2 separate regions of the Homo sapiens genome follow, and region 2 is linked to region 1. Evidence: chromatin loops called from intact Hi-C (ENCODE). Cell type or tissue: A673. All regions are shown on one strand. Links, peaks and the distances in the headings refer to the core of each region. The heading gives the core; the rest is flanking DNA. Region 1 has its middle 120 kb from the start of TEX13D. Region 2 overlaps TENM1 (teneurin transmembrane protein 1).

Region 1 (12,605 bases), core at 2,962-10,961:
CAGACTGCATCCTGTCCCTGCCCTTTGGTTTGGAACAACCACGCCCACAGCAGAAACCACACAATGGCACTTGCACTCCAATGAGAAACTAGAGAGGCCTCAGATTCTGTGGAGTCCAAACCCTTTCCTCATTCTGTATGCGGGTAAATTGAGGCTTAGGGAGGGGAAGCAGCTTGCCTAACAGCACTCAGATCGTTGAAGAGGTGGGTGCTAAAACTCCAGACTCATGCTGTTTATTCTACCACACATGGCTGCCTCTGGAGGGAATCAATAACATTTGTGTACAAAGCACTGAGGAAAAAGACAAGATAGGAGATTAAATTAGATCACAGTAAGCTACAAAGCCTATACAAACAGTAGGGGTTTTATTGCTAGCTTCCTCATTTATAGGCATTGTTTTCAAAAGATCCAGGAGAATAACAAAACTTAACCTTTACCAGTGAAAAAGGACTCTGCAGAAGGCAGTGAGTTTCCAAGACAAAATGTATGTAGTCACTTTACCTTGGGGAATGGGGCTACGTGGTCACATCAGCTCAGCACTCGCTCATTATTTCCACTTTGGGGAGAGGAAATAATGCACCAAAGAAGCTTTAATTAAGCTATAGGTAACTAACATGTGTCCAGCAGGAGGCCTGGGGCACTGAGGCCCACAAGAAATAAGAATAAGAAAGGTCCTGCCTTTAGAGAGGTTATAAGCTGTTCGATAAGCTGTCTGGTCTCTGCAATTTGATCAGAAGCCCCTTCAGGGCCAAGCCCGTGTATCCCTGGTAACTTCCAGGAGAGGAAAGAGTTCCCAGCAGGCGCCCCCTTGCTGATTGGCTGGTTAAGTGGCTAGAAAAGACCTCTCACGCTGATTCTGTTGTGTTCCCAGTGCAGCTTTTTCTCCACGTTTGGTGTAAAGGAACCTTTATTACATTTCAAACAAACGGTTCCCCTGTGGCCCTGAGAAAGCTCCAGTGATTCCCAGAATGTCTGGCCACCTGTGGCCTTCAAGGTGGCGGAGAGCATTTTCCTCTTAGCCACCAGAAGAAGTAATGTTTCAATGCCAGTAATGATGTTGCTAAGAAAAACCACAGTCAGAAGGAAAGTTTTCCCTCACCCTCCCATCAGTTTGGGGGCAGTCAGAAATCTCACATCCTAGATAGAAAAGCAGCAGAAGAGGAAGTAGGAGACTTGGGTGCCCATCCTAACTTGGCCCCTTATTAGTGGTTAGACTTCAACAAATCACTTCTATCTCTTGGCCTCAGTCTTTTCATCTGTAAAACGAGGGCATTGACTTGAGCAAAGTTTCCCAAACTAAGGTTTGGAAGTCTGAATCTTTTCAATTGTGGGGTTGGAGTGAGGGGTAGATATAATATAATAAAAGAGATACTTGGTAGCAAAAAGACAAGAAACAATGGACTGGATGAACATTTTTTGTTATAATATTTCATGATTCCAGGAAATCCAGTTTTTGTTCATGGGATTGGCTTTAAAATGAAACAGGTGTTTGTTATTTAAAACAACTTCACTTCCAATTAAATTGGGCAAATTGAACACATGCACTTATCTGAGCTCCTTCCTGAGATCCCACAAAAAAAGAACAGGGGATTAAAAGGCCAAATGCAGTGAGTACAAAGGAAAAAGGGGGAGAGGCTATAATAAGCAAGAAGCACACACGCGTGCATGCGTGTACATGTGCAAATATGGAAACTAGAGAATGGCTAAATGAGTGGTTTAGCAGATTAGAAAAAGCCAAAACCCAAGGATGCGGTTTATACTCCAAACCTCAAAAAGCTCAGGTTTTGAGGGTACCAGTTATCTCTGAAAGTGGGAGTTTTGGTATGGAGTTGAAAACAGGATGATAGATTGAACATGATGATAAGAAACAGCCCCCAAATCCCTCCCTCCATCCCAGCAGGGGAGAAAACATTTAAACCAAGCACAGCTGAGGGCCCACTGAGAAGCTATGTTGAAAACTGGGATTAAGTTGGAGTCTGCCTTCTGAACATTGAGACCTCCAGTCCCCATCCTTGACTCAGTTCCCAAAATACTGACAGCCAGGTTACACATGCCAAGCGGAAGATTGGAAGATTCCACTCTGGGAAACTGACTGAACCCAGAGAAATAATTCAGATGATACTGAAGAAGCAGGCAGGATGTCAAATGATGTAGGGTTTTGTAGGCCATATTATAGTTTTTGGATTTAGCCTAAGGACCAGAAAGTCATTCAGGGGTTTTAAGCAGGGGAACAACATGATCGAATTTGCATTTTTTAAAGATGAAAAAGGAGCTAGTGTGGATTTTCAAAAAGTGAAGACCCTGTACCACATTTTGACCAGTTTCAGAGAGGAGGGGAGCTGTGCAGAGATGTGCTGGAGGAGTGCCTATTGGTGACCAAAGACATGGGATGCTGAAGCGATACAGAATGCCACCTGGAAGTTCGTTGGTAATGTGCCTGATCCTGTTTGAGAATGTAGATCACTGGTGGTGGGGTGTTGAAGTGGTAGGTGGGAGAGTAGACTCATGTGGTTTAGAGACTGTTTACATTAATTGAGCAAATAAGTGAAGATTATATTGAAGATAAGTGGCAGGCTTCTCACTGTTGGAGAAGATACTAAAAACAGAAAGGAGGAAGACCAGACCGAATGTTAACATTCTGGGTTGAAATTGGAGGTTTGGGTATAAATTCATGTTTTAAATATATATACTCAGAGAGATATAAAAATAGTTATAGATGTACATATGTGTATATATGCACATGTATGTATTAATATATACATACATATATTTTCCAGCCCTGTCTGCTAAGAGCACCTGCAAGCAATAATAGCCCAGCAGCAATGAGCCCACCAAGAGCTCAGATAATAGTTTTCATATACCACCCTCCACTAAAGAAAAAGTGCTCAAAGAATAATGGGAACAAGTCAAAAGGACACCGAGACCACCTTGAAAGGGGCTCCCAGTGGTCAAATCTGGGAAAATTTGAGCATCAAAATAAACGTTGATAGTAATGGATCGCAACCAATTATACAAAATAGGACTCCATGAGTCCATATTGACATACATACATACATAAATAATAAATAAATAAAGGATAGGGCAGACTATATCTACAAAGATACCCACCACAATATATTCTATCCTATAGGCTGTTCTTACAATGTGATGTTAACAATCTTCCCATCAAGTGGTAAGAGCTATGTCCCCATCCATTGACCCTAGATGGATATTTATGACTGCCTCAACCAACAGAATACAATGGAAATGAAAGCTGTGTGACTTCTGAGGTTGTATTAGAAAAAGGCCATGCACTTCCACCTTGCTCTCTTGGGATACTTGCTGTTAAATCTCAACCCCAATGCTGGGATGAAATCAAGCAGCTACATAGCAAGGCCTCATGTGAGGGTTCTGGCTGGCAGCCTCAGCTGAGGTCCCAGTCAAAAGACAGCAACAACTAGTCAGTCATGTGAGTGATGAACCACCTTGGAACTGGATCCTCTAACCCCAGCTGACTGCCCCAGCTAAAATATCACCTTGCCTAGATTGCAGATTCATGAGCTAAATTCTTGTTGTTTTAAGCCAGTAAATTTGGGTCTAGCTTGATGTACAGCAATAGATAACTGGAACAGAGGAGAAGCCCTTCTGTTCCATACAGTAGAATGCCAACTAATAAGTGTAGAAAGATTGATGGGAATGAGAATCAATATTTGGCCACCATAACATAACTGAATTAACTGCCTGGTTGATTCAGGCAGTTAAGGGTGGTGGGTAGAAGATCGATGAGAAACAGGATGTTGGCATAATCTGGGAATATCTCCCCACAAAATACTGATCAATTACAAAGAGAAAAAAAAGGGACATTGTTATGCTAGAGAAACCTGCAGACACCAATATACCCCGTGATTAGAGTTAACACTACCAGTGACAGGATAGGTTGGCATTGTGTGCTCTCTGATGCAATGCACCAAGAAGAACACAGCATCATTTCTAGGGTATTCCTGCCAAGAAAATGTGGCCTGAGTCTAGTCATAAGGAAACGTGGCTCATCCTACAAAATGTAAAATCAGTAGTTGCTAAAACTGTTGAGGACATGAAAGACAGGAAAAATCTATGGAACTCTCTCCGATTGAAGGAGCCTGAAGAGATACGACAACTAAATACTAGATGGACACTGATGACAACTAATTGCTGGTAACTAAGTGTTCCTGGATGGAATCATGGACCAGAAAGGAAAAGGAGACATTGTTGGGACAGTTGGCAAAGTTTTAATTGGGTCTGCAGATTGAGTGGTAGTGTTGTACCACTGTGGATTTCCTGACCTGGAGAGCTGTATGCTGGTAGGTTAGGAGAGTGGACTTGCTAGGGGAAAGACACACTGGAATATTTAAGGATCATAGAACATCATGTCTTCAGCTTACTCTCAAGTGGTTCAGAAAAAGACTAATGTGTATATATATATACACATTAATATAATAATGTTTATATATTATTTATATATGTAATAATGTTTATATATATATGAGAAAGAGGGAGCAAATGCAGTAAAATGTTAACAAGAATCTAGGTGAAACAGATATGGAAGTTATTTGCACTGCATTTGTAACTTCTCTGTAGGTTTGAAAATATTTCAATATGCAGTATTTTTTAAAACCACACAATTGCTTATTTTACCAAACCATTTCAGATCAAAGACTCATTGCTTAATTTCAACTACTCAACCAATTTTATTCTTCAGGGCAAAGGGGTAAATATACGGCATGCATAACCCCAAACCACAGATATGCAAATCACATTGCAAACCAGGCCCCAATTCATACTAATTCATCAACGTTTCCATGCCTAGTGCTACATCAGCACTCTCAACTCCAACCAAGATACCAGGGTTCACCAACTTCACTTGCAACATTGCAGGTGCTCATTGCACAAAACAGCCCCACCCTCGATATGATGTAACAAAAAGGTTCTCCTTTGTGGTAATAGTCTTTATCTATCATCTGTAAGTTTGGCAAAACTGTAACATCTGTCTCTTATGCCCTTCCCTTTTATTTTCTGCATGGCTCTTCCTTCTGTCACCTCATTTTCTGCTCCTGATGCCCTTATGGCTCAGGTGGTTATTTGTGCTCTTGTAGCTAACATCTTACATAGAAGGCCTGCCCTGTCTTCTCTCGAGATTGTCCTGGTCCACAAACAGATAAGTTTGACTACATGGATATTCAAATAGTAAGTAACTATACAAAAGAAATTCAACAATATTAATAATTAAATAATACAAATTAAACCCCAATGTAGTTATTAGTTTTAAATTAGTACCAGTCTTTACAGCAGCATGATGGTAATATATATTGAGGATCATGAAACTATTCATGCCTTGTGTCATGCATTTTGATACAATAATCCTACTTTTAGAGTAGTTACCAGAAACATTATTCAGAAAATAAAGTGTTATTTATAATGTTGAAAAGATGCAAGTAATATAAGTATGTGATGTTCATGCATTTTTTTCAACAAATAATTACTGAGAACTTTCTATGACCAAGTATCTAATAGAATAGAGCAGTGTTGAAGTGTTATGACAAATCAACACGATGAAATGTTGTATAACCATTAAAATACTAAGTAGAATCACTCATAGAAAAGTGTTTATGGAATGATGTCAAATAGAATTCAAAACTTTATAGACACTACATAGACTATGTACAGACTATAAATTATAATAAATAATATAAAACTGTGTATGGACTGTAAAGTATAAAATTTAAAAATTGTATAGGCGCTATATAAAACTGTACAAGGTATAAATTAAAATATAATAAACTTTGTTAGGTGCTTAAGTATCTCATTTAAATGCTCACAGAAACTCCAGTGTTATTGTCCCCATGGTACAGATAAAGAAACTGAGGCTCATGGGGATTATAATACAACACTAGACTGCGAGTTCCACAAACTAACATTTTTGTCTGTACTGTATCCCGTGTCCAGAACAGTGCCTCACATATACCAGACACTCAGTAAATAGTTCTTGACTACCTGAAGTGGCTGAGTCATGATTGGGACCCAGTTCCCTATCAGAGCTAATACTGTCATTCAAATAAACTAGATCCATCAGGACCTCAGAATGAATTCAGAGATGGGCTTAAAGAGTTTCAAGTTCTTTGCTGGGTTGCAAGAGCCTCATGTCCTTTCCTCTCCTTTCCTTTCTCTTTTACTGTCTGCCCTCTGGTGGAGATACTAATGAGTAGCAGAAGTCACGGAAGAAAGGGCCAGGGTCATCAATGACTGCACAGATCACTTATGTCTTACCTGTATGTAATTAACACCTGTTCTCTAGTTTTGTCTGTTCTCTAGCTGTAAAAACAAGTGGACATATTTTCACCAAATTTGAAGGTTATTTTCAAGATGGTCTGGCTTAAAATACATCATATTAGCACAATTTACTTTGGGGATGCTGTAGGGCACATTGATTATTTTTTTCCTTGCATTGAGCTTTGTGGCCCATCATTTTATGGATTTGTATGAGTTAAGAAACTTACACTTTTTGAATTTTTCTAAAATATCACAGATTAAAGAGAATATTCAAAAATTTCATCAATTTTTCAAAATAACTTTTTTCTCCACACAATGAATAAATTTAAATGCTACAAAATTTGTCCCAAAGATGAAAATATCTTAGTTTCAAATCACCAAGAGTATTTGTTTTCTTTTACCAAGAATAGGAAGTCATAACCAATAGTATTTTAAATTAGAATTTTTATGGATCTGGAAACCCAATTTTAAAGGGACACCCGTGCAAGGGCCAATTGCAAAGACAGGCTCTTTCAAGGGCAAATAAAATTGCAGTAAGAAGAATGCTTGGAGGAAGATGAGAAGAATCGTGTTCTTTCACAGGCAATTGAAACCAAAGTTCAGTTCAAAGAGACATTTGGCTGCTGATCAGGAGATACATGAGATATGAATTCAGATGCTTCTGTAAGAGAAAAGAGTGCTTTTACATTTGAACTCCAAATCAATTATGCCAAAGAATCTACACTAGTTCTATGTCTGGAATCTGAAAGGAGAGTCTAAATGTTTCAAGAGAAAGGTCATGTTGAAACCAATTACTAAGCCCCCAAAGTTACTAAAATTGTTATTAATGGAGCAGTTTCCACAATTCCAATAATTTAAGACAAGATCAGAGCTTAAACTGTGTATGTCAACGGGGTACAATAGGAATCAGTATTTAATTCTCCCAAACCACTGGTTCCTTCAAACTACTGCTTCATCTTTTAAAGGCCGTAAGTACCAAGTGAATATCTTTTTCACCCATGGCTATTAATAAGTCCCAAATGCAAATGCCTCAAATAATTGGCATTGGTTTTTGATAGAGCTGCTTCTCACATAGGCAACACTATGTAATGTGTGCCTGAGTGGTGAGCAACAAGGATTTACCCAAATTTACTCAGGAGTATAACAATAACTATGACCTCTAAAGAAACTTGTTACAAAGTTGGAAATTATTAAAGCTCTGAATTAATTCAACTAGACAAAATCATCATAATGTTAACGTTAGTGTTTTTATTGTTTCTATTAAACTTTATTTAATGATAGTTAATTATTCTCCTGTGGAGCACTGGGAGTCTCCTAGAGTCTCTTTTTTTTCTTGGCACTTATAATGAAGGCAGAGAGTTAACTCCCAGTTTTCTTTCTTATTGACAAAAGAGATCAGCGCATTAAACACTTGGAAAGCCCTCCCCGGTGACTAGTACAGCCCTTGGCAAATAGTAAGTACTTAATAAATATTTGCCAAATGATTTAATGAACCACCCTTATATGAGTTGGAGTTTTTTGGTTGTGACAAAACCCAACTCTGGCTAACTTAGGAAAAGAGGGAATTTATTTGAAGGCTACAGGGCAGCGAACAGGTTTAAGAAGAGACTGGAAAAACCAACTCCTCAGAAACCAAAGCAGAAACCAGGGAGCTCCAGAAGATGTAGAGCAAGAACTGCTTAACACTTTATGCGGTCTTTTTATTACTCCATTCATAGATCAAATTCAAGAGGAAGCTTCTAATTGACCTAGCTTGGGTCCACATCACTACTCCTACACTAGGAGAGGGCAGGGTATCTTGATCAATATTCCTACCAGAATTTATCCAGGGTCAAAAAAAGAATCTTCCCAAAGGAAATGGGCATGCTTCTGCCAAAAGAAGGTAGAATGGATACAGAACAGGAAGGAAGGAAGGAAGGAAGGAAGGAAGGAAGGAAGGGAGGGAGGGAGGGAGGGAGGGAGGGAGGGAGGGAAGGAGGAAGGAAGGAAGGAATTTTTCTCTTTTTTTTCCTTTTTCTTTTTTTTTTTTTTTTTTTGAGATGGAGCCTTGCTCTGTTGCCCAGGCTAGAGCGCAGTGTCTCGATCTTGGCTTATTCCAACCTCCGCCTCCCGGGTTTAAGCGATTCTCCTGCCTCAGCTTCCCAAGTAGCTGGGATTACAGGTGCCCACCACCATGCCTGGCTAATTTTTGTATTTTTAGTAGAGACAGGGTTTTACCATGTTGGCCAGGCTGGTCTCCAACTCCTGACCAAAGGTGATCCCCCGCCAATCTCAGCCTCCCAAAGTACTGGGATTATAGGCGTGAGCCACCATGCCCAGCCAGGAATTTTTCTAAGTATTAAGTAAGAAGGTACTTAAAAGAAAATACTTAGAAAGTTATAAAAATTACTAAGTAATATATTAAAGTATTATCTTAGAGTTGATCCAATCTGATAGGATTAGTGTCCTCATAAGAAGAGACACCAGAGAGTGCTCGTTCTCCCCTCCTCTTCTCCCTCCTTTACCCTCCCCCTCTTCCTTCCTCTTTCCACACAAGCACACCAAGGAGGCCACGTGAGCACACAGAGGGAAGGCAGCTGTCTGCAACCCAAGGGGAGAACACTCATCAGACACCCACCCTGCTGGAACTTGACGGTGGTTTTCCAGTCTCCACAACTGTGAGAAAATAAATTTCTGTTGGGCAAGCCTCCCGCTCTATGGTAGTTTGTTATGGCAGCCTGAGCAGATGAATATATCCACCATCAAAATTGATGAGACAACCGAATAATTTCACAAAAATGCCTTCCAGAGAAAAATACTTAAAATAACTGCTTAGAGATAAGTTGCATTATTTTAGTACATTTATAATTAAAATAGAATAGGCTATAATAACCATCAATCATTACACAGGAATCTCTGAAAGACCTGACTGCCAAAGACTGCTACGTTTTCAATGTTATTATCAAAATATGATACTGGTAATAGTTCAAATTGGTAGGGAAAGCATGAATTGTTCAATAAATTGTACAGCACTACTTGGAAAAAAATAGTTAAACTCTCACTTCATGCCCAAAGCACAAAAAATTATAGATGCTTTTAAAACCTTCATTTAAAAATAAAAGCTCAGACCAGGCACAGTGGCTCATGCCTGTAATCCCACCACTTTGGGAGGCCAGCGCAGTCAGATCACTTGAGCTCAGGAGTTCGAGACCAGCCTGGGCAACTAGTGAAACACCGTCTCTATGAAAAATTAGCCAGGCGTGGTGGCGCACAATTGTGGTCCCAGCTACTCGGGAGGCTGAGGTAGGAGGATTGCTTGGGCCTGGGAAGCAGAGGTTGCAACAAGCCGAGATCATGCCACTCTACTCCCAGAATGGGAGACACAGTGAGACCCTGCTTCAAAAACAAAAATTTTTTTAATTAAAAAATAAGAGCTCAGAAGCATTAGAGGAAAACACTGAAAATATTTTTATAATGTTGGAGTGGGAGATATCTTCTTAAGATTCAAATTCAAAAGCCATAAGAAAAAACATTAACACATGTATGTAAAAATTTGCACATGTATGTAAAAATTTACACATGTATGTGTATGTATGTAAAAATTAACACATGTATGTAAAAATTTTCAACTTCTGTACAGAAAAAGATAACACAAGGAAATTTAGTAGATAGACAAAAGACTGAAAGAAAATATTTGCAGCATATTAAAAAAGAATTTTATATCCACCACATATAGTTTCTACAAATTAATAAAACACCAACCACATAATAGAAATATATACATTCACAATATTATGCAACCACCACCACTATCTAATTCCAGAACATTTAATCACCCCAAAAGTAACTTATACACATTAAAAAGTCACTCCCATTCCTTCCCACCCCCAGCTCCTGGTAACCATTAATCTACATTCCAAATAAATCTACGCTCTCCATAAATCTATGGATTTACCTATTCTGCACATTTCATGTAAATGGAATCATACAATATGTGACCTTTTGTTTCTGGCTACTTTCACTTACCATAATTTTTTAGGGTTCATCCACATTGTATCATGTATCTGTATTTCATTCATTTTTAGAGTTGAATAATTGAAATTTGGGTTGCTTCCACTTTTTGGATGCTATGAATAATGCTGCTATTTGCGTACAAGTTTTTGTGTGAATATATATTACCAGTTTTCTCAAGTATGTATCTAGGAGTTGAATTGCTATATGGTCATTCTATGTTTAATTTATTGAGGAACTAATAAACTTTTCAACAACAGCTGCACCATTTTACATTCCCGTCAACAATGTGTGAGGGTTCTCATTTCTCCAAATCCTTTCCAAAATTTATTTTCACTTTTTAAAAAATTACAGCCATGCTAGAGAAGTAGTATCTCATTATGGTTTTTATTCATATTCTTCTATTGGCTAATGATGTTAAGCATCTGTTCATATGCTTATTGTTCACTTTTATATACTCCACGGAAAAAAATGTCTATTTCTTTGTTCATTTTGATTGGGTTGTTTTTTGTTGTTGAGTTGTAATTTTATATGTATTTGGGATTCTAGACTGTTATCAGATTTCCAAATATTTTCTGTGATTCTATGGGTTGTCTTTTCACTTTCTTGATGTGTCCATGAAAGCATAAAGTTTTAAATTTTGATGAAGTCCAATTTATCTTTTTTCCCCTTTTTTTCCTTGTGCTTTTGGTTTCATACTTAAGAAACCATTGCCGACTAGGTGTGGTGGCTTCGTGCCTGTAATCCCAGTACTTTGGGAGGCTGAAGCAGGAGGATCACTGGAGACCAGGAGTTCAAGACCAGCCCGGGCAACATAGTAAGACCCTGTCTCTACAAAAAAAAAAAAAAAAATGTAATAGCCCGGTGTGGTGGCACCCACCTGTAGCCCTAGCTACTCAAGAGGCTGAGGCAGGAGGATTGCTTGAGCCCAGGATTTCAAAGCTGGAGTTAGCTATGATCATGCCACTGCACTCCAGCCTGGGTGACAGAGAAAGACCGTCTCCTAAACAAACAAACAAAAAAGACAACAAGCATTGGTGTGGATTAGGAGTAATTAAAAGCACCTTTATACACTGTTGGTGGGAATGCAAAATGATGCAGATGCTATGGAAAACAGAATGAAGGTTCCTCATAAAACTAAAAATAGAACTACCATATGATCCAGCAATCCCGCTTATGGGTATTTATCTAAAAGAATTGAAATCAGAATCTCAAAGAGATATTAGCACTCCTGTGTTCATTGCAGCACTATTCATAATAGCCAAGATGTAGAAACAACCTAAATGACCATCAACAGATAAATAGATAAAGAAAATGTAGTATATATATACACTGGAATACTATTCAGCCTTTAAAAAAGAAATTCTACAATATGTGACAACATGATTAGACCTTGAGGACATTATACTGCATAAAATAAGCCAGTCACAAAAGGACAAATAACAAATAAAGCATGATTCAATTTTTATGATGTATGTAAAATTGTCAAATTCACAGAATCAACAAGTGAAATGGCTCATTGAACATAGTGGCAGCCTTCGAGATTCGTGTGTATTCTTTGCAAGCCAAGCCAAACCTACATGCAAGTAACTATGTCTAAGGGACCTGTTGCTATGTCTAAGGGATCTAAGGGATCAAGTTGGTATTGATCTTGGCACCACCTACTCTTGTGTGGATGTCGTTTAGCACAGAATATTGGAGATACTTGCCAATGATCAGGGAAATCAAACCATCCCAAGCTCTGTTGCCTTTACTGATACCAAATGACTAATTGGTGATCCCACAAAGAACCAAGTTGCAATGAACCCCATCAACATGATTTTTGATGCCAAACATCTGATTGGATGCAGATATGATGATGCTGTTGTCCAGTCTGATATGAAGCATTGGTCGTTCTTGCTGGTGAATGATGCAGATAGTCCCAAAGTCCAAGTAGAATACAAGTAAGAGACAAAAAGTTTCCATCCAGAGGAGGTGTCATTTATGGTCTGACAATGATTAAAGAAATTGCAGAAGCCTACCCTGAGAAGACTGTTACCAATGCTGTGGTCACAATGCCAACTTACATTAATGATTCTCAACATCTGACTACCGAGGATGTTGGAACCATTGCTAGTCTCAATGTACTTAGAATTATCAAGGCCAGGTGTGGTGGCTCACCCTTGTAATCCCAGCCCTCTGGGAGGCTGAGGCGGGTGGATCACCTAAAGTCAGGAGTGCGAGACCAGCCTGGCCAACATAGCGAAACCACGTCTCTACTAAAAATACAAAAATTAGCCAGGCTTGGTGGTGTGTGCCTGTAATCCCAGCTACTCGGGAGGCTCAGGCAC
Region 2 (12,605 bases), core at 2,937-10,936, 980 kb before region 1:
CTGAACTTAACCGTTGTTTTCCTGGGATACCAACCTGGAGGTGTTTTTGAGGTGGCCCAAAGAAATACAAAGAGAAGTTCTCAGTGCTACAGAAAGGAAATTAGTAGCCATTTGGTTTTAAAGACCAAAAGGAAACGAAACATCCCAGTGCACTCTAATAGGTACTGTTAGATTAGCGTTTAATTGATCGCGTTTGTGACGAGTAAGTGTCGCAGACAGCTTCCTTGAATTTTAGACTCTTGTTCTATGATTATAATTAACAAGCCAGGTAACAATGTACTGTGAGAATCAATTGCTACTCTTAACGTGTTTGAGGAGAACATGGCAAATGTCTGCTCTATTATATTTTTTGGCTGAAATAGCCCAGTTCATCTTCCTAGTCCGAAGTCTTCTGATCTGGAGCAGTAGATACTCCAGTGTTACCAAGAAAGGGAAGAGTCTAAGAGGGAAAGGCTTAAAAAACAAAATTAATGAAAAGGCGATCCACACCTTTAACTTCTGCTCCATGATTACCCAGCATCTGCTTGCTTGCTCACCCCCGCTCCTTGCTCTTCATATCTGCAACGTGGGGAAAAATGAATTTTCATAAGGCATAGTAAGACCCTCAAAGTACATAACTGGAGAAACAGAATCCCAATTTTGCCATTTTAGTTCAAGTTCATAACACTATTTTGTGATGCATTAAATAATTTACTATGGCAAAGTTGGGGTTTTTAAGAGTAATTAAAAGCTTTCAGGTATGACAAAATAATGTTGAAAACTTTTCATGATTAAAGAAAGTCGAAATATGCATTTAAAAAGGGATCAGGTAATTCCTAAAATAAATCCATGCTCTAAATATTATTTAAAAGTTTTCAGGTTGTTCCCCAGAATGTTTCTGAAAAACAGGTGTTTCTATAAAACAACTCTATGAAGAAATGTTAACATTTTCATAATAAAACTAGTAGAGTCCAGTCCTGAGAACAATGTCAGCTATACATAGCAGAAAAAAACCCCACAAATATTTTTGCATACATGAAGTAGTATTTTCCATTAGGTTTAGGTTCCAATTATGAATTAGGGACAGTCATGTCATTTGACAAAATATACAGTGAGGCTAAAGGAAAGAATGCTTTGTAGAATCATTGTGCTGTAAAGGTGATTAAGATTTCAAATATTCAAACGTTTAGGTGTATTAAAATAAAATTGTATTATACATAACTATCATCACATTCAAAGGCCTAATTCAGTCTGAATACCCTAGAATTCTCAGTGTTTCAATTCAGCTATTATATGTGTAAATAACACCGACATAATCATAGTTTCCCTCATAGTCATTGATCCTTTCTGATACCTTTACCAGAAAGATTCTTGCTGAAGCAGAACAGTCTAGCATTCAAGTTTATTCTATACAATATTACTTTAAATTGTCAAACTGCAAAACATTCCTGATATGTTGTTTCTGAAAACAGAAAACTTAGTGGAAATTTATTTTCTGTGACAGCCTTAAAAACTTGGAAGTAGTAAGAAATTTTAGTGTTAATTAATAAAACAAACATTTTTCATATTCTATGTTAGAGATAGACATTTGGAGTCCATATAATTTTTGCTTGAAGCTTGCTTTTCCTAAGTCATTCAGTTTCAGATTTAAGTAAAGCTATCAAGTAGTTGGTATAGATTATGGTTAATAAATTCCCTAAAGTTTCCCAAAACAAGTTAATTATTATTATTTATGCATTTATTTATTTACTTACTTATAAATGACCAGAGGTCAAAAGAAGACCAGTACTTTGAATAACTGAGTCAGTGATTAATTTTTTTGATGAAAACAAATTTTCTTATAGTACTCATATTTGTTCTCTCTCTCTCTCTCTCTCTCTCACACACACACACACACACACACACGGAAGCAATTGCTTGTGAATGCCTTGAATCAGATATAAAACATGTACAATAGCTTTATTAAAATTATATATATTTGTTAAATTGCTGTGGATTTTAACCACAAAATTAATAATCCATGCGTACTTAAAAAGCTTCCCATCACTTAACATTTAGAAGAAAGGTTTAAACTGGATTCCTAGTATGACTACAGGCAGATGAAAAATATTGTAAGGTACAGAATTTAGCAATTGTGACCAACAGCATATACCCACGACTGGAAGTGTAACTGCTGATTATAAAAATTAAAAGGAATCAAATTTCAGAAATGCTCACATATACCACAATTTCTTTAAATCTTCTACAGCTTCTGAGTGTTAGATTAAATCACTACTTTGAATGGAGATTGCTATTATTTTTCCTTCCCCTAAAAGGTAAAAATATTCTGAATCCTGGCTTAATATATTATTTTTATTCCTTTCTGTTTTCCATTGATTTTTTTTAGAACAGAGGAAAGTAAATATCAAATATAACCAGCTAGAACCATGCTTAGTTTGAGCAGGTGAATGCTATAAAAGGCTTCACACAGCTTTTAATTATTCTTAACAACCTTGATGACCAACCATAGGTGTCTGTTCAGTATTCGGTGCTCTGTTATGGCAATTTATATAATGTATAGAGATTTTGTAGTTTGCTAGACGTGCTGTGGTACAATTTAGCAAGACCAGCAAAATTGCTTACATTTGGAACCCATGAAAAATAGGGCTGAGGAAATTGGAATATGATGGCATAGACTGAAAATTATTATATAACAATATTTATATCAATTGCAATGCTAACATTTCTGTATAGAAATTAAGCTAATTTAAATTTGAAAAGTAAATATTTTTACAGGTGACATGGATCCCTAATATTTTAAAATAGTAACTTAGAGTCTAATAAATGAAGTCTATTAGATTTTTATGTAACTTCAGGACCCATTTCAAGGCCTGGAAGTATAATCTTGGATAATTTACAACTTAAAAAATTATTCTAAATTGTACTTCCTGTCCGAGCCTCCACTTTAGGTAAACAATAGCATATGGTGAAACATGCATATATGCCAACTAACCACTACCTCTTGGATGATGTTTTTAATGTGATGTAATGATTCTGAAATATTGGATTCTCCACCCCCGCTCTATTCTAACTGTAAGAGTGGAGAAGCTAATTGGAAAATGGACACATAAAAACATGTTAAAAATCTCTTTTCACATGGGTGGATAATCCCCTATGAAGTTCTTACCTGGGAGCCTTTATATTTCTGTTTATGGTAGATATGTGCCAAGGTTAATACTTTTTCTCTGGGTGCTTATGACAAATTTCTATGACTGAATCTAGGTGACACCCAAATATGTGACTGCACCATTCTGTTAACCATCCAACTGTTTGGGGTGAAAAACATCTGGTTGTTTGAGAAAATTGTTTACCTAGTTTCTGGGTGTTTTGGAGTCACTTAACAGGCCGATGACCCTTAATATCCATGTCAAAAGAGAAAGAAAAAATAAAATAAAACACTTTAAAATACATGTAAAATATCTTAAACACTCTTGGGTTACTATAAAATGCCCAATGAACTAAATGCCATCGTGAATCTACAGCCTTCTATAAAATGTATAAGGAGATGTTGCTTGCATTCTACAACAATTACAGAAACAGAAACACACTGACCTTTTCAGCAAGGCAGGAAATTAAAAACTTTAAATTCAATTCTACACCCTACTCCCCCTTCCCTGCCCCCACCCCTGCCCACTGTACTGATTCATCAGCTTAAAGAAATTGACTTAAGGGGCTTGATACAGTGGCTTCTTAAAATTTCCTGTACCTCATTTTCCACTGATTGTGCTACTGCCATGGAAACTAGATGGGACAGACAGCTGGGAGTCACTAATTCAGAATGGGAATCTGCTTGTTAATTTAATTTCATGCCAGCCTGTTGGTCCCTGAAAGTAACTGCTGTAAAAGGCTGGGGAATTGAATTTGCTAGAAATAAATGATTAAGCTGAACGAAAAATCAGTGCCATCTCTGTCATTTTCCTGAAAATCTTCCTACAACCCTCTTTGTCCCTACTCAAGCAATTTTTAAAAAATAATCACAGAAAGAGAAGTTTGATTTGTGCATTCCTATTGGTATGTATGTATTCTATGGAGCATTTTTTGTTCTAATAGAACATTCACAGCTGTAAAATAGTTTCATAATAGCTATTACATTGAAAAAATATGTTCTTTCAAATTATGATTTTGTAGACTTTGAAGAAGCCTAGTTAGTGATGATAGGAAAACATAATATAAATGATGCTTGAATTTTCCAGTAGAATTGGTTATTTTTCCTTTTCAAATAAAAAAAGTCTTATTACAATATCTATGTCCCACTTTTATTACAGAGACCAAATGCATTTGAATACATTTATTTGAAATTTGTAAAACAGTCATTTTACCAGTCACCAGAAAGCATACTGGTTGTTTTAATTTTATTCGACTAAGTTGTAAATTAATAAGTAGTCAACAATGAGGAAATTGCCTTTTAATGTTTCTCATATTCTGTTGTAATGTTTTTGTGGCTGATTATGAGTTATGAAATTAAATTTTGGAATCACAATCTCTATGATGAGCTGAATTGCAATCCATGTCAAGTCTTTTGCAATACCGGCTAAAGTCCTGAGAAACTAATATTACTTTTCTGTCAATTTGTAGCTGTAAGCAAATTTCTGTATTACGACTGAGAGAAGATCTTTGATAATGAAACAAAGAATGGAAAGATAAATATATGTAAAGGTCAGAAGGTATTTTTCTGTTTTAAAGTTAATAAAATTTCAAAATATATATGTTCAAGGTAGAACTATTAATGATAGAATGAAGCAGTTATTCAAAAGTTTAGGAAAATTAATATCCACATTTTTACAGTTTAGGGAATACTGAGAATATCAGTATCCAGTTGTTGAGTGTTGAATTACGTGTATTTTATTCTTTGGTGTATTTTTTGTTACTTGGACTATATCTGTGTGATACTAAAATCTGACTAAAACTTAAAAAAATTGGGACAATTATCACGGAACTTGTAGAATTCATAATATTGGTATCTTCTTTGTCATGTCGATTTCCTCTAACCTTTCAGCAGATGCTTGCATTTGGATGAACAATGGAAAAAGTCATTCATTCATCTGGATGGTTCCAGCTTCCACTGTTTACTCAAATCCTCAGTTTTTATGGTTCTATAGCCTCGGTTTCCCTTTTGAAATCACCATATATTTATTTTTCAATTGTTTTTCTATTTAGTTGAAAGGTGTTGTAAGTATTCAGGATGCTGATGCATATTATACATATATATGTAACTTTCAATAGAATTTCTATGCATTTATATTAAAGGAAATCCACTTTCATTTTAATGTTTTAAGGTTTGGAATCGACTTAGTGTTTTTAGTTGCCTGTATGAATGATGGTTTTTAAACAGCCAAAATAAAAGTACGTGGCTATCAGTTTGCATACTTCTGGGAAAATCTGATCACTGGCTAAGGTCAAAGAGAAAATTTCCCAGTTGCATGGTTTTGCATAATTGGTGGATTCTAAGTGTGTATATTACCTCTAATGTCTCTATCTGGTTTAGACACCTGTCAAAGAGAAGGTGCCAGATTAGATGGACAATTGGTTTATTAGATATTGCAATCCCTATGCCCCAGCTGCATACAGACATTTTAAGAAAACTCTTCAGTTGTTCAGAGAAATTAGAAAGAGATACTGCAGATGGCTTATCTCAATAATCCAGGTTTTTTTCAGGTACATTTAAAATTAAATGTCCTAAGAGATGATTAATTCAGGAAAGTTATTGATAATGAACTAATCTTATGCTACACATCCTTTGCACCTATGATGATACCTTATTAAAGGTGTTTCAATCTTGCTAATTACCACCTGTGTTTAAATATAGAGGTGTATAAATACACTATAACTACACAGTGGCTGGAAGCCTTCTCAACCTAAAATTTTGGTACTGTTTTTAGCTTACTCAATTCCTATCAACAAAAAGTTTGTGGTCAACATTTTGAATTTAAACTCTGTGCCTTATCCCCCTCCTGCCTTTAACATTAATGATTTTCTTTTTTTAAGCTGCTCTGCTTAATTGTAAGCATTTGAGTGATACTGATGTGTGATCTGTTCTATTAAGTAGCCCAAAAATGTGTTTGTGTTTATGTGTGTGGGGCTGACACTTTTTAAATGAATATTTATGAAAACATACATACATTGTGGACAAGGATTTCATAAGCATCATTTACAGACACATGAATACATCACTTATTTGCTTACTTTATACTTCAAATGAATATGTTTTTGTGACTGTGACTCATACGCTTAAAGCTTTAAGCAATGTAAGAAAGCATTTCAGAATTGTGAAGCAAGTCAAAAAAAAAAGAAACTTTTTTGGGGAAGATAGTATTAATTTCACTAATGAGATCTAGTGACCGCTAAGGGAGAAGAACAGTACAGTTGATTGGCCAATTAATACTTATTGCTTAGACTTGAGAATAATCTTACATTTTAAATTATCAATAAAATCACTCTAATTCCTTCCTTCCTTCCTTCCTTCCTTCCTTCCTTCCTTCCTTCGTTCCTTCTTTTCTTCCTTCCCTCCTTCCTTCTTTTTTTCTTCTCTTTTTAAACTACTTTTAAGGTTTGGGTTGGTATACAGTTTTAAGAGAAAGGAAATAGGCTTTAGGACACTCACTAAAATATTGGGAGCGATTACTCTTTTTATTCTTCTTCTGATTCTGGCCAATTCTTTATATATGTTCCAGATAATTATAAACATAATATGAGATATTATTATTTATATTTTTTTCAGTTCGTACCTTCTTTCAGTTATCTTGGGTAGGGGCTATAATGTCACACTGCTTTACTGGGTTGGTATTTATTATAGATGTACTCTGTTCATGTATTCATATGCTGCTAGTACATTTGTGATATATCTTTCCTGTTTAGTCTAATAAAATCGCAACACTTAGGTGTGACACCATTTATTTTTGGTTTAGAATTCATGAAGTGTCAACATAAGGATGCTACATTTTCTTCATTGTTTTGTTCTTTTCACTATTTGAGATATTGCTTTGATGAAACATCGGACAACTTGTGAAAGTGAGGTAATTTTAATGTAAACAATTAGAGTTCAGTGCAAGGGAAGTATTTTAACTGGTAATTTAACATGGAAGAGAGAAAGTTTTAACAATTTACTTCTGTAAAACATGGAATAAAGTATCCTTAAGAAAATGTGTAAAACAGCAGTAGACATAGTGAGAGAACACTGGTCCCAGATATTTAGCAAAATACTTGGAACTGCTTTACTATTGAAAGGGAAAAAAATTAACATTTACACTGATGATCTGTGACAATGGGTCTTGAAGGCTCCTGTTTTCCACAGAGGCTCTCCAGGTCTCATGCACTGGTCTCTCCTTTTACTGAAAACTTCAGTTTACATACTTTTGGTTATATATCACAGAACAATTTTCATGAAGGAAAATTTTCATTTGCTCATTCTTCCATTCATTCATTTGCTAATTTATCAAACCTTCTTCAAAGCCTCTGTTTACCTGGTGCTACAGAGACATTAAAAAATCATCTTTGGGAGACAGATATATAAGCATACTCCGGTCATATAACAAATGCTATAGTAGAGGAATAATTAGAATGCTCTGGAAACTCAAAGATTGATATAGTTTTATAAATAGTCAGTTATTTGAATTGATTCTTAAAGAGTGTCTAGGATGTTTTTTAGTCAGAGAATATGGAGAATCACATTCCACATGACCTTAGGGCTGTGAAAGAACACTAGGTTAAATTAGCAATGGGGAATACCAATCTAGGACAAGAGAGTGCCATTTTATTTCCTATCCGAGCCTGGGGAACAGAGGTCAGGGATAACGTCTTATTTCCATTTATGTGTCTGACATACAGAAGAGGCTTAGTACACATTTGTTGAATGAATGAATGGGTTGGTATTTTGCTGCATGGAGATAATCCTAGAAAATGGTGTTTTTCCTGAGGTTTATCCAAAATTAAGCAGTGTGCTATGTTGTAGTAGTGTCAACTGAACGAGATAAGGGGTTTTAAAGTGAGGGCAAGGTGAATCAACCTTGTGTTAGAAAGACATCACCAGTATGGAGGAAGGATTGAAGTAGATTAGGAGTATAGTAGCAGTGAGACCAATAAAGAGGCAGTACTGCAACTGTGACCAATTATGAGGACATGAACCAAGGCAGTGACAGTAACATGGAGAGGAGTGGACAAATTTGAGAAGCACTGATAAGGTAGAATCAATGATTCTCGGAAATTGATTTAATTTAGGGTGTGAGGAAGAAGGAGGGAGTGACTCTGAGGCTTTTGTCTTGGGAAACTAGGTAATGCCATGAAGCAGAATAGGGAACACAGAAGAAAAAGTTGGTTTCAGTGGGGATAATGCAGTCAGGTTTGGACTTATTCGATGTGAGACACCAGCTAGATATCCAGATGGAGATGGATTGTGCCAGATGGAAATTACAGATCTGGCTGGGCGCACTGGTTCCTGCCTGTAATCCTAGCAGCTTAGGAGGCCAAGGAAGGAGGATTACTTGAGCACAGGAGTTCCAGACAAGCTTGGGCAACATAGTGAGACCCCATCTCTTTTTTAAAAAAAAAATTAACTGGGCGTGGTGGTACATCTCTTTAGTCCCAGCTACTCAGCACTCTGAGGTGGGAGGATTGCTTGCTTGTGCCTGGGATGTTGAGACTGCAAGTGAGCCATGATTGCACCATGGCACTCCAGTCTAAATGACAGAGCAAGAGCTTGTTCTAAAAAAATACAGATCTGAAGATAAAGTCTAGAATTAGAGATCTGGGTGTCATCAATCAACATAGTAGTTGAAATCGTAGGGGCAGGTAGGTGAGCTTAGCTAGAGAGTATATACAGTCATCTTTTGATATCTGTGGGGACCAGGTTACAGTACCCCCCACCATAGATACCAAAATCCACAGGTAGTCAAGTTCATGATATAAAATGGTATAATATTTGCATATGACCTAAGTATATACTTTAAGTCATCTCTAGATTACTTAACAATACCTAATACACCGGACGCAAGGGTGTACATGCCTATTGTCCGAACTACTTGGGAGGCTGAGGCAGGAGGATCCTTTGGTCCCGTGAGTTTGAGTCCAGCCTGGGCAACATAGCAAGACCCCATCTCTAAAAAAGAAAATCTAATACAATACCTACACATCACTTTATTCACATGGATTCAACAAAGTACTTGCTGTGCAGCAAATTCAAGTTTTGCTTTTGGGAACTTTGTGGAATTATTTTCCAAATATTTTTGATTCACGTTTGATTACATCTACAGATGTGGAACTCATGGATACAGAAAGTTGACTGTATAGAGTAAAAAGAGAAGCAAAGATGAAATATTGAGAAACACTGCATTTAAGAGTTTAGTGAAATAAGAGGAGCCTTCAAGAGAGAGGAAGTTAGAATAAGATCAGAGAGGTACAAGCCATACAAGATAACAAGAAAATAGAAGCTAAGGGAGGAAATAATTTTATAAATGCCATTTGGGCAAAGACATGAAAAAATAATTCACAAGAGAGGAAATAGAAATGGGAAATGGAAAAAAAATAACTGAAAAAAACCTCAACCTTCAGTAATCAACATAAATGATATTCAGTGAATATAAAGTTTCTCTTATGCAAGGCAAATAAGTTCTAGAGATCTTTTGTCCAACATAGTGCCTTAAATAACAATACTGTATTGTACACTTACAATTTTAAGAGGGTAGATCTCATGTTAAATGTTCTTACCACAATTTGTATGTACATGTATACATACAAATTAGAAACAATAAATGCCTGTTTATTTTAAAAATTAAAATAATGCTCAGTGCAATTTTTCAAGTCCCAAATGTTAGTCATTCTTGATTTCTCTTTTTTAACACCTGACACCCAACCAATTAACAAATGCTGACTCTACCTTCAAACTATATTCTTTATCTGAATAATTTTCTTCTCATTCATTACTAACACTCTAGAACAAACCACCATCATTTCTTACCTGGAATACTGAAACAGCCTTCTAATTGATATCCCTAGATCCATCTTTGTTCTCATATAGTTTTTCACACGGCAACCAGGATGATCATTTTAAAACTTAAACAAGATCTTATGATCTGTCTGCTCTCTGGCTTCCAAAGGTTGACTTCTCACCACACTTTAAAAAACTTGAAAAATTTAAAAAATCTTTACAATGCCCTACAAGGCTTTACATGATTTGGTCACTATTTATTGGACTTCATGTCTTGCTATGTCCCCCCTCAAACATTGCTCATAACCTTCTAGCCATATTGCCCTTTGATTTGTTCTTTAAACATGCCATGCATTCTTTTTTTTTCTCAGGGCCTTGTGCCTGCTTTTTTATCTGTCTAAAATGATTTTTCTCCAAGGTTTCTGCAGACTTTACTTTTGTTTTAAAATAAAGAACAGAAGTTTATTTTCTCACAGTTTTGGAGGCTGGGAAGTCCAAGATTAAGGCACTGACATTCAGTGCGGGAGGCAGTTACTCCTTCTGCTTCCAAGATGCTGCCTTCTTGCTGTGTCCTCCAGAGGGAAGTACCCTGTGTCCTTACATGGTGGAAGTTGAAAGGGCCAAAAAACAAAACAAAAAAAAACAAAAAAAAAACCTAGCTTATTCCCTGGACCTCTTTTATAAATTACCAATCCATTCATGTCTTCATCACTTCCCAAAAGGTCCTGCCTCTTAATACGGTTGCATTGGGCATTAAGTTTAAACATGAATATTGGAGGGGACATAAACAATCAAATAATAGAAGTATATGATAGATCCTTTTTGACTCTTTCAGGATCACACCACCATAATAATGTCACCAGAAAAGGTGAATGGAATATTCTAGCATTACAAGTAATAATAAAAACTAACACATATGGAATGCTTCCTAGGCAAAGCACTGTCCTAAGGACTTTATATGTATTAACCCATTTAATTTTCATTCAGACCTCTCCAGGTTTACTTTCTTACTTCATTCAGATATTTGATCAAATGTTCCTTCATCATAGTGGCCTACTCTGACCATCCTATGTAATGAACTTTATTGTCTTTCATTTTCTATGCCTTTATCAGCTTCTATTTTTCTTTATATTACTCATCATTAACTGGTATCATACTGTATTTTTATCTTATCCACTTTTCTAGAATATTAGTTCCTTGAGGGCATGAATTTTGTTTCTTTTTTGCTCACTACTATATCCATATCACCTAGCACAGTGCCTGATACATAGTAGGTGATTAATAAATATTGGTTGAGTAAATGAATGACTAATAAGGACATGATGAAATATTAGTTGGTGTAGATTTGGCAGTTTGCTGCAAAAGCCTTAATAATGTTCATACCAATAATTCTACTTCTGGGACTTTGTCCTAAATAAATAATATGAAATAAAGAAAAAACTTCATTTCAGATATTTTCACCAAGCATTATTTGTGATAATAGAAAATATGAAGGAACCCAAATGTTCAACAAGGCAAATGCTATGTGATTTATGATATATCTAGACAAGGCAATACATAATGGCCATTAAAAAAAGATGTTTACAAATATTTTAAGATAAAAGGAAAATGTTTATGTTATACTACCAAATGATAAACCAAGGTGTAAAATTATATGTATCCAATATGTAAGAAAGAAAAAAGACTTGAAAAAGATATGCAAAAGTGCTAAAAATGATTATTTCTGATTGAAAAAGGTGGGTAATAGGTCATTTTTTCCTTTATTATCTGTATTTTCCAAATTTTCTGTAATTAGACTATATAACTATCAGACACCGTGTATTTACAAAACAAAACCATTAAAAAAACAAAAAAATAAATATTGCCATATGAGAAGTGAGGTTTGGGAACAAATAAACAAAGATAATAAACCCATTTTTCTTGAGAGATGTTGCTGGAGGGAGAGGAATATGCCAGTTTTAGCCAAGACCAACTATTCTCTGACTTTATTTTGAAGAGGACTACAGAAGGGAAAATAATCGAGATCCACTGATCCAATCTGGTCTTCACTCACTAGAGAACCAAAGAGGGCGGAACTTACCCTGCTAGGATTTGAACAGGATGTTCAAGGGAAATTGCACAAATTAAGTCTTGTTCATATTGCTGTGGAAAGCACTAGCAATTTGCTTCATGTAAAACAGAAGTGATTACTCACTATATTTCTTCATGTCATGTAGTAAAAACAATTAAATGAAGTTAGACTATAGATTACTTGGCTATTCAGCCACAGTCACCTCTAATGGAAAAGAAGAAAAATAGCATTGACAAGTTTTGGCAGGTCTCATCATTAGAAATGCCTATATTGCCAGAAAGAAAAGAAGCTTCAGCCAATAATGTAAACCGAGAAGTTCTCTAGGCCTTGAGGAAGAAAGTGACAATACAGAGTGTTGCAGCATTAATTGTCTGAGAGCACTGATCATTGTAATGGGAAAACTGTCTCTTTTATTAACACGATTATTTTCTGCGAAGTCTTTGAGTAAACGTCCCATTAAAAAAATTGCATTAGGAGTTTCAAAGCATATATAGCGATGTAAAGATATACTCATTAATAAGATAAAGTGTGACCTATATGCCGCCCAAAGTCCCTTGAAAATAGAAATAGCATTAATATAGGTATTAAAATTACAGT

The links. Hi-C counts contacts between places; a loop is a spot of excess contacts. Peaks named below come from ENCODE experiments on the same cell type or tissue, not always from the same donor. Only the 100,000 strongest peaks of a DNase experiment are listed, where the experiment ranks them.
Region 2: it touches region 1 in a loop (2.3-fold over the local background); 1 of 110 quality-filtered maps calls a loop at or near these places.

The regions. Positions count from the first base shown.
Region 1 is chrX:124,205,115-124,217,719 of GRCh38, reverse strand. It overlaps the pseudogene HSPA8P20. Among named protein-coding and RNA genes, the nearest start is that of TEX13D, 120 kb to the left of the region's middle. RefSeq lists an enhancer at 1-743. In A673, for the core only: a CTCF peak has its summit at 6,215 (motif pointing left); DNase peaks (open chromatin) are centred at 6,179 and 8,839; H3K27ac peaks cover 2,173 bases.
Region 2 is chrX:125,189,910-125,202,514 of GRCh38, reverse strand. The region is part of intron 1 of TENM1 (teneurin transmembrane protein 1); the gene reads left to right. Among named protein-coding and RNA genes, the nearest start is that of TENM1, 8.1 kb to the left of the region's middle. In A673, for the core only: no CTCF peak of the experiment used is centred there; DNase peaks (open chromatin) are centred at 3,754 and 6,284; H3K4me3 peaks cover 1,998 bases; H3K27ac peaks cover 3,607 bases.